Linked DNA regions of Homo sapiens: region 1 is linked to region 2. A link is a loop called in an ENCODE intact Hi-C map of the cell type or tissue named here. Cell type or tissue: CD4-positive, alpha-beta T cell. All regions are shown on one strand. Links, peaks and the distances in the headings refer to the core of each region. The heading gives the core; the rest is flanking DNA.

Evidence for each region. Peaks named below come from ENCODE experiments on the same cell type or tissue, not always from the same donor. Only the 100,000 strongest peaks of a DNase experiment are listed, where the experiment ranks them.
Region 1: it touches region 2 in a loop (6-fold over the local background); 23 of 110 quality-filtered maps call a loop at or near these places.

What each region holds. Positions count from the first base shown.
Region 1 is chr13:30,742,779-30,745,695 of GRCh38, forward strand. It overlaps ALOX5AP (arachidonate 5-lipoxygenase activating protein), which reads left to right. Exons shown (of 5, transcript NM_001629.4): 2 at 1,282-1,381. It overlaps LOC124903146 (a long non-coding RNA gene), which reads right to left. Exons shown (of 3, transcript XR_007063743.1): 2 at 1,731-1,861. Among named protein-coding and RNA genes, the nearest start is that of ALOX5AP, 8.7 kb to the left of the region's middle. RefSeq lists an enhancer at 897-2,096 and a silencer at 1,601-1,670. In CD4-positive, alpha-beta T cell, for the core only: no CTCF peak of the experiment used is centred there; DNase peaks (open chromatin) are centred at 333, 643, 1,063 and 1,743; H3K27ac peaks cover 450 bases.
Region 2 is chr13:30,678,075-30,680,991 of GRCh38, forward strand. No RefSeq gene overlaps it. Among named protein-coding and RNA genes, the nearest start is that of TRN-GTT2-4, 5.5 kb to the left of the region's middle. In CD4-positive, alpha-beta T cell, for the core only: a CTCF peak has its summit at 1,819; a DNase peak (open chromatin) is centred at 1,887.

The DNA.
Region 1 (2,917 bases), core at 247-2,746, 65 kb after region 2:
ACATGTATCCCTTTTTTCACTCTTGAAAAAGGAGTAAAGGAATAAAATAGAAGGGGAGAGGGGGCAGAGAGACCTTCACCGCCCCCCCCCCACCCCCCATCATCCAATCTATAGTCAAACCCTCCAGACTGTGTCTCCTTGGCATCTCTGACACCCCCACCGCCACCACCCCAGTCAATTCCTATCTTATCCCCCTATCCTGGATCTGATTCTGCTAAGTTCCTGCCACACTAAAGACAGGGTGGCTTTCTGATGACAACATTCCTCTGCTTAAACCTGTCAGTAATTCCTTGTTGCTCTCAGACGGAACTAAGTTCTGAATTTCTTCACACGGCTCTCAGCAAGGTCACAGTCACCCTGCTAGGCCCCAGGGGCAAATCTCAATGGTCATCTTCTTGAAGACCTGGCTCAGTTATTTCTTTCTCATTGAGGCTCACGACCCCACCTTCTTGCATGCCTCAAACGGCCCCTTACCATGCTCTTCTTTCGCCCATAGCTCAGCACACCATATCATTTTAATTTATGTATTTTGCTTAATGTGGATGATCTGTCTCCTCCTCTGCTGTCCTCACCAGAGCATCAGTTCCTCAAACCAAGGCTCTTTGTTTTGTTCTTGGATGCAAGCTAAATGTCTGGCATGTGGCAAATGGTCATAGATACATGTCATTGAAAGAATGATTCATCACCTCCCTCTTTGGCCTTGTCTGTGGTTCTACCAAATCCCATTCCCTCCCCAGTGCCCTCCATTCCCCCTCCTTGGCTGAACATTCTGAACCACAGACAGTTCTTTACCCTGAACCTTTGCATATTTTGTTCTCTTAGCTTAGAGCGGCCCCTCTCCCTCCGTCTGCTTGGCTAATTTCTACTTGTTCTTCAGATTTTATCTTAGATGTCATTCCCTCAAGGAATCCTTCTGTGACTCAACATGGAATTAAGTTGCCTCCTTTGACCCTGAAAGCACCATGTACTCAATCTCATCTTGGCATGACTCACTTTGCTGTGTGGAATGTCTGCTTTCCTTGTTTGTCTATTCCTTTAGACTGTAAGATCCTAGAAAGTGGGGGCCGTGCCTTGCTCATGACTGTGTTTCTAACACCAAACACAGTGTTCAGTAGAGAGCAGCTGCTGAGTACGTTTCTGCTAAATGACAGTTGATGGAGGACATTTAGGGTTGCTTGGAGGTCAAGTCAAGGAGGCATTTAACATTCTAGTAAAACAAGGAAGTAACAGGCTCCTGAACATGCCCACAATGAACCAGATGCAAACCTTTTCCCTTGGCAGGATTCTTTGCCCATAAAGTGGAGCACGAAAGCAGGACCCAGAATGGGAGGAGCTTCCAGAGGACCGGAACACTTGCCTTTGAGCGGGTCTACACTGCCAAGTGAGTCCTAACCCTGATGTTGCTAATAAGTGGGGGCATGGGCAGGGGGGCCTCCTTCTAGGAGTGATGACCACCCTTAATACCACATGTCTGTCTGAGCCAAGTTTCTGAGCGCCAGGGAGGTGAGGAAGGTTGGACTTCACCAGAGAGGCTTTGTGGACACCCTTTATCATCTTAGTGAGTGCTAGTGTCAAAACAAAGGGAGTGGGGATATGGGGCACATTGGTGGAGGGAGGTGTGATCTCTGCAGCTTCAGAAAGATCTGAAAGAGTCATTTGGTTAGAGAAGTTGACCTATTTCCTGTGGGGTTAGACCAGGGTTGCTACTGTGAACACCAGCCATGACTCACCAGTCACCTTCAGAAGCCACAGGCAGGACATGCTGACGACAGCCTTCAACTCACCCACCCCTTGCTCCCCTGCGGGTGGAAGTCTGGAGGTGACACCACTGCATTTTCTAACACGGGGGCTCCTTGAGCAACTAGAACAAGAACAGAAAGAATGGGGACATTAGCAGGTGCTTTCCCCCTCTCTCATTCTTTTCTTTGAATAAAAAGGTTGTTTGAAAACACCTGAGCGGCTCCTAAAGATGGGTGCAATCTATTCGGGATGCAAATCCGAATGAATGTTATTCAAATGCTCCTCTCTTCTTTATGCAGAGTGTATTTCAAGGCTCAGCCAGTGGCAGGCATGCTGGGGACTATGGACTACGGACTAGGGGCCTGTCACAGAGGAAGGCCTCATGCTAGAGAGCTAAGGGAGGAGCTGGCCTTCAGTTCCATCCCAGGAGCAACTTTGATGTTCCCAGAGATCCTTCCAAAGGGGGAGTCATGGTCACCCAAGAAAAATGTATTCAGAATGCCAAGAATGGTGCAAACTCAGGACAAAGATTCACACTGCAGGGTTGGAGTCCCTGGGCTTGCTGCTGGCACCATGGGAGGGAGGGTCCCCTTCAGGGGTACCGTTGGTTTCCTGTGAATTAAACTGGCTTCAAGGGATCTCGACTGAACAGGCCTATATCACACTCACTGATATACTCTCTCTTCAGTCCTTCTCCTCATCTAGGTATTTTTAATTGTTTCAGTGAGGTGTAGGCATGAGGGGATTGGAGGGGGCATCTCCTCCATTGCAGTTTTTCATTGGCTGCTTTGCTCCCTCAGCTCCGAAATCGCTGGGCCACTCTCGAACGCATTAGTACGGTAGTCACAGGTTGATTGCCTGGCCCCTTGCCCTCTGTGGGCATTTTCCCTTTCAGACAGCCCCTGAGTACTCACAGTGCTGCTACAGTGGGCCACCTAGATCTCCCTCTTTCTCCATGCTCCCACGTGCTCTGGGCTCCACTCCCTTCTCCCAAGCACTTCTGTCCAGGGCTATTCCAGCAGTCTGACCTCAAGGAAATCCTTTGCTAAACTGATTATAGAGAGGTTTCTATTTTAACATTTAGGTCTTCCATGTATTAATTCTCAGAATCAATTTAAGATGTTTAAAGGTGTGATTTAAGACATTTTAAAACCATTTGGAGGAGAGTACAGAAATT
Region 2 (2,917 bases), core at 272-2,771:
ACAAATGCTGCATAGTCTCACTTAGGTGTGGAATCTAAAAAAGTCAAATTAAAAAAAAATGTCAAGCAGAGAATAGAATGGTAGTTGCCAGGGACTCTGGGAAGTAGCAGGGGTGGGGGTGGAGGGGAGGGGATGGGCAGAAGTTGGTCAAAAGGTACAAAGTTTCAGGTAGACAGGTGTAAGTTCTGGGGATCTATTGTACAGCGTGGTGACTGTAGTTAATACTGTATTGTGTACTTAAAAATTGCTCACCAAAAATGTTCTCACCAAAAAAATGATGTTTGGATATGTTAAACAGTTTGATTTAATCATTTTGACGTGTGTGTGTGTGTGTGTGTGTGTGTGTGTGTGTATACATCAAAACATCACATTATATACCATATACAATTAATATATACAATTTTTGTCAAAGAAAAAATGCACATGACCAATATGATAAAAGTTTAGTCTCACTAGTAATAAAAATCAAAATTAAATGAAATAAAAATTTCTTTCCCCAAATCGCAAAAGAGAAAGAAAGGTAATACTAAAACACAGTCACGGTGTAGTGAGAGGGCTGCTCTCACACAGGACTGATGAGAATAAAATTGGAGAGCAGTGTGGTAATATACATATTAAACAATGTATATACCCTCTCATTTTAGAAATTCTATATTAGAAATCCATCCTAAGAAAATAACCAGGGATGTGATCAAAATTTTGAATGCAGCAGCACAGTATTATTTATAATAGTTATAAATAAGAAACAACCTGAATGTCCAGCAACAGGCAAAAATGATAAATAAATTGTGGCATATTTAAGCTGGTGGCTCATGCCTGTAATCCCAGCACTTTGGGAGGCTGAGGCAGGAGGATCTCTTGAGGCCAGGAGTTTGAAACCTGTCTGGGCAACATAACGAGACCCAGTCTCTACAACATATTTTTTAAAATTAGGTGGGGCATGGTAACTCATGCCTGTAATCCCAGCACTTTGGGAGGCTGAGGTGAGCAGATCACCTGAGGTGAGGAGTTTGAAACTAGCCTGGCCAACATGGTGTAACACCATCTCTACAAAAAATACAAAAATTAGCCAGGGTGGGGTGCGTTCCTGTAGTCCCAGCTACTCGGCAGACTGAGGTAGGAGAATCACTTGAACCCGGGATTCGGAGGTTGCATTGAGCTGATATCATGCCACTGCACTCCAGCCTGGGTGAGACCCTGTCTCAAAAAAAAAAAAAAAAGAAAAAGAAAAAATTAGCTGGGCGTGGTGCTGTACGCCTGTAGTCCCAGCTATTCCGGAAGCTGAAGCGGGGGGATTGCTTGAGCCCAGGAATTTAAGGCTGCAGTGAGCTATGATTGTGCCACTCCGCTCCAGCCTGAGTGAGAAAGCAAGACTCTGTCTCTTAAAAAAAAAAAAGTGATATATTTTTAAAATAGAGTATATTACTTATATAGACATCAAAAACAATATTTTCAAGGGATATTTAAAAACATAGGATCATGACAAAATGTAAAGTTCAAAGGTAAGATGGAGAATGGAGAACTGTGGGGAACTGTATAATCTGACAATTCGTAGTTGCATACATCTTTCTGTGTGCTGGTGCTGTTAGAACACTTTGTACGCATCACCTCATTTAAGTTCAGCATCCCTAGGTGGCAGATACTATTATTATATTCCAGTTTTGTTTCACGTTGTATATGCGGTGTGAGCCCCAATATGGGATGTGTGTGTGCACATGTGCAGTATTTGGAAAGTTCTATGAAATATTATTAGTGGTTATCTCTGGGAGGTGATTTTTATTCCTTTTCCAGTATGTTCTCAAGCATTTGCTGCAAGCAGTCTTTTGCGGGGCCAGGGTTGAGAGGCAGCAGCAGTTTCCCTAAATTACAGATAGAGGGAGGTAGGTGGTTATGCTTGGCCAGATCTCTGTCTAGGGGTAGAGGAGTGCCTGTGTGTGGGTAGGGACACCGGCGGGGGGCTTTGCCAAACACAGTGGAACTGTCACGCTGGTCTCTCTTCTCAACTCTTTCACTCACCTGAGAAAAGGGTGTCTATGGACCATGCACACTTCTGTGGGGAATTTTACAAGATGTGAATCATCAGTGATGAAGATGCTTTCATTTAAAAAGAATTGGAGTACCTGAGATTAGAGATAACTTCTACCCTTTTAAAATATTTTTAAAAATTTCTTTGCACTGATTTTTTTTCTTCGTTTTTATGAGTTGTTTTCATTTGGGTGGGATAACTCAATCTACAGGAGAATATTAAGACTTTTTAAATTTTAAAAAATATACTTTCAAATACTTAATACATTTTGTGTTAAATGACAGCCAGCAGATATTGACTGAATTGGGCTAGATGCTTCAGGGATCTCCCTTCCATTTAAGACTCTCCGAGAGGCCATTCCTGACTGCAGGTCACTGTATTATTTTTAATTTTAAAATTTTTACTTACTTATTTTATTTAATTTTATTTTTTGAGACAGAGTCTCACTCTGTCGCCCAGGTTGGAGTGCAGTGGCACAATCTCAGCTCACTGCAACCTCCACCTCCCGGGCTCAAGCGATTCTCCTGCCTCAGCCTCCTGACTAGCTGGGGTTACAGGTGCAGGCCACCACACCCCGTTAATTTTTGTATATTTAGTGGAGTCAGGGATTCGCCATGTTGGCCAGGCTAGTCTCAAACTCCTGACCTCAAGCGATCCTTCCACCTCAGCCTCCCAAAATGCTGGGATTACAGGCCTGAGCCACCCCACTCGGCCTACTTTATTAATCCACTTGCAGAAACAGGATATACACAAAAACGTTTCAAGGCTGTAAGTGCCACTGCATGGCACCAATGGTAAACGTTTTACAAATTTGAGTCAGGAACAATCATTAGTGTCACTAGCAACAAAAATCAAAATTAAATGAAATAAAAAATTTCTTTCCCCAAATGG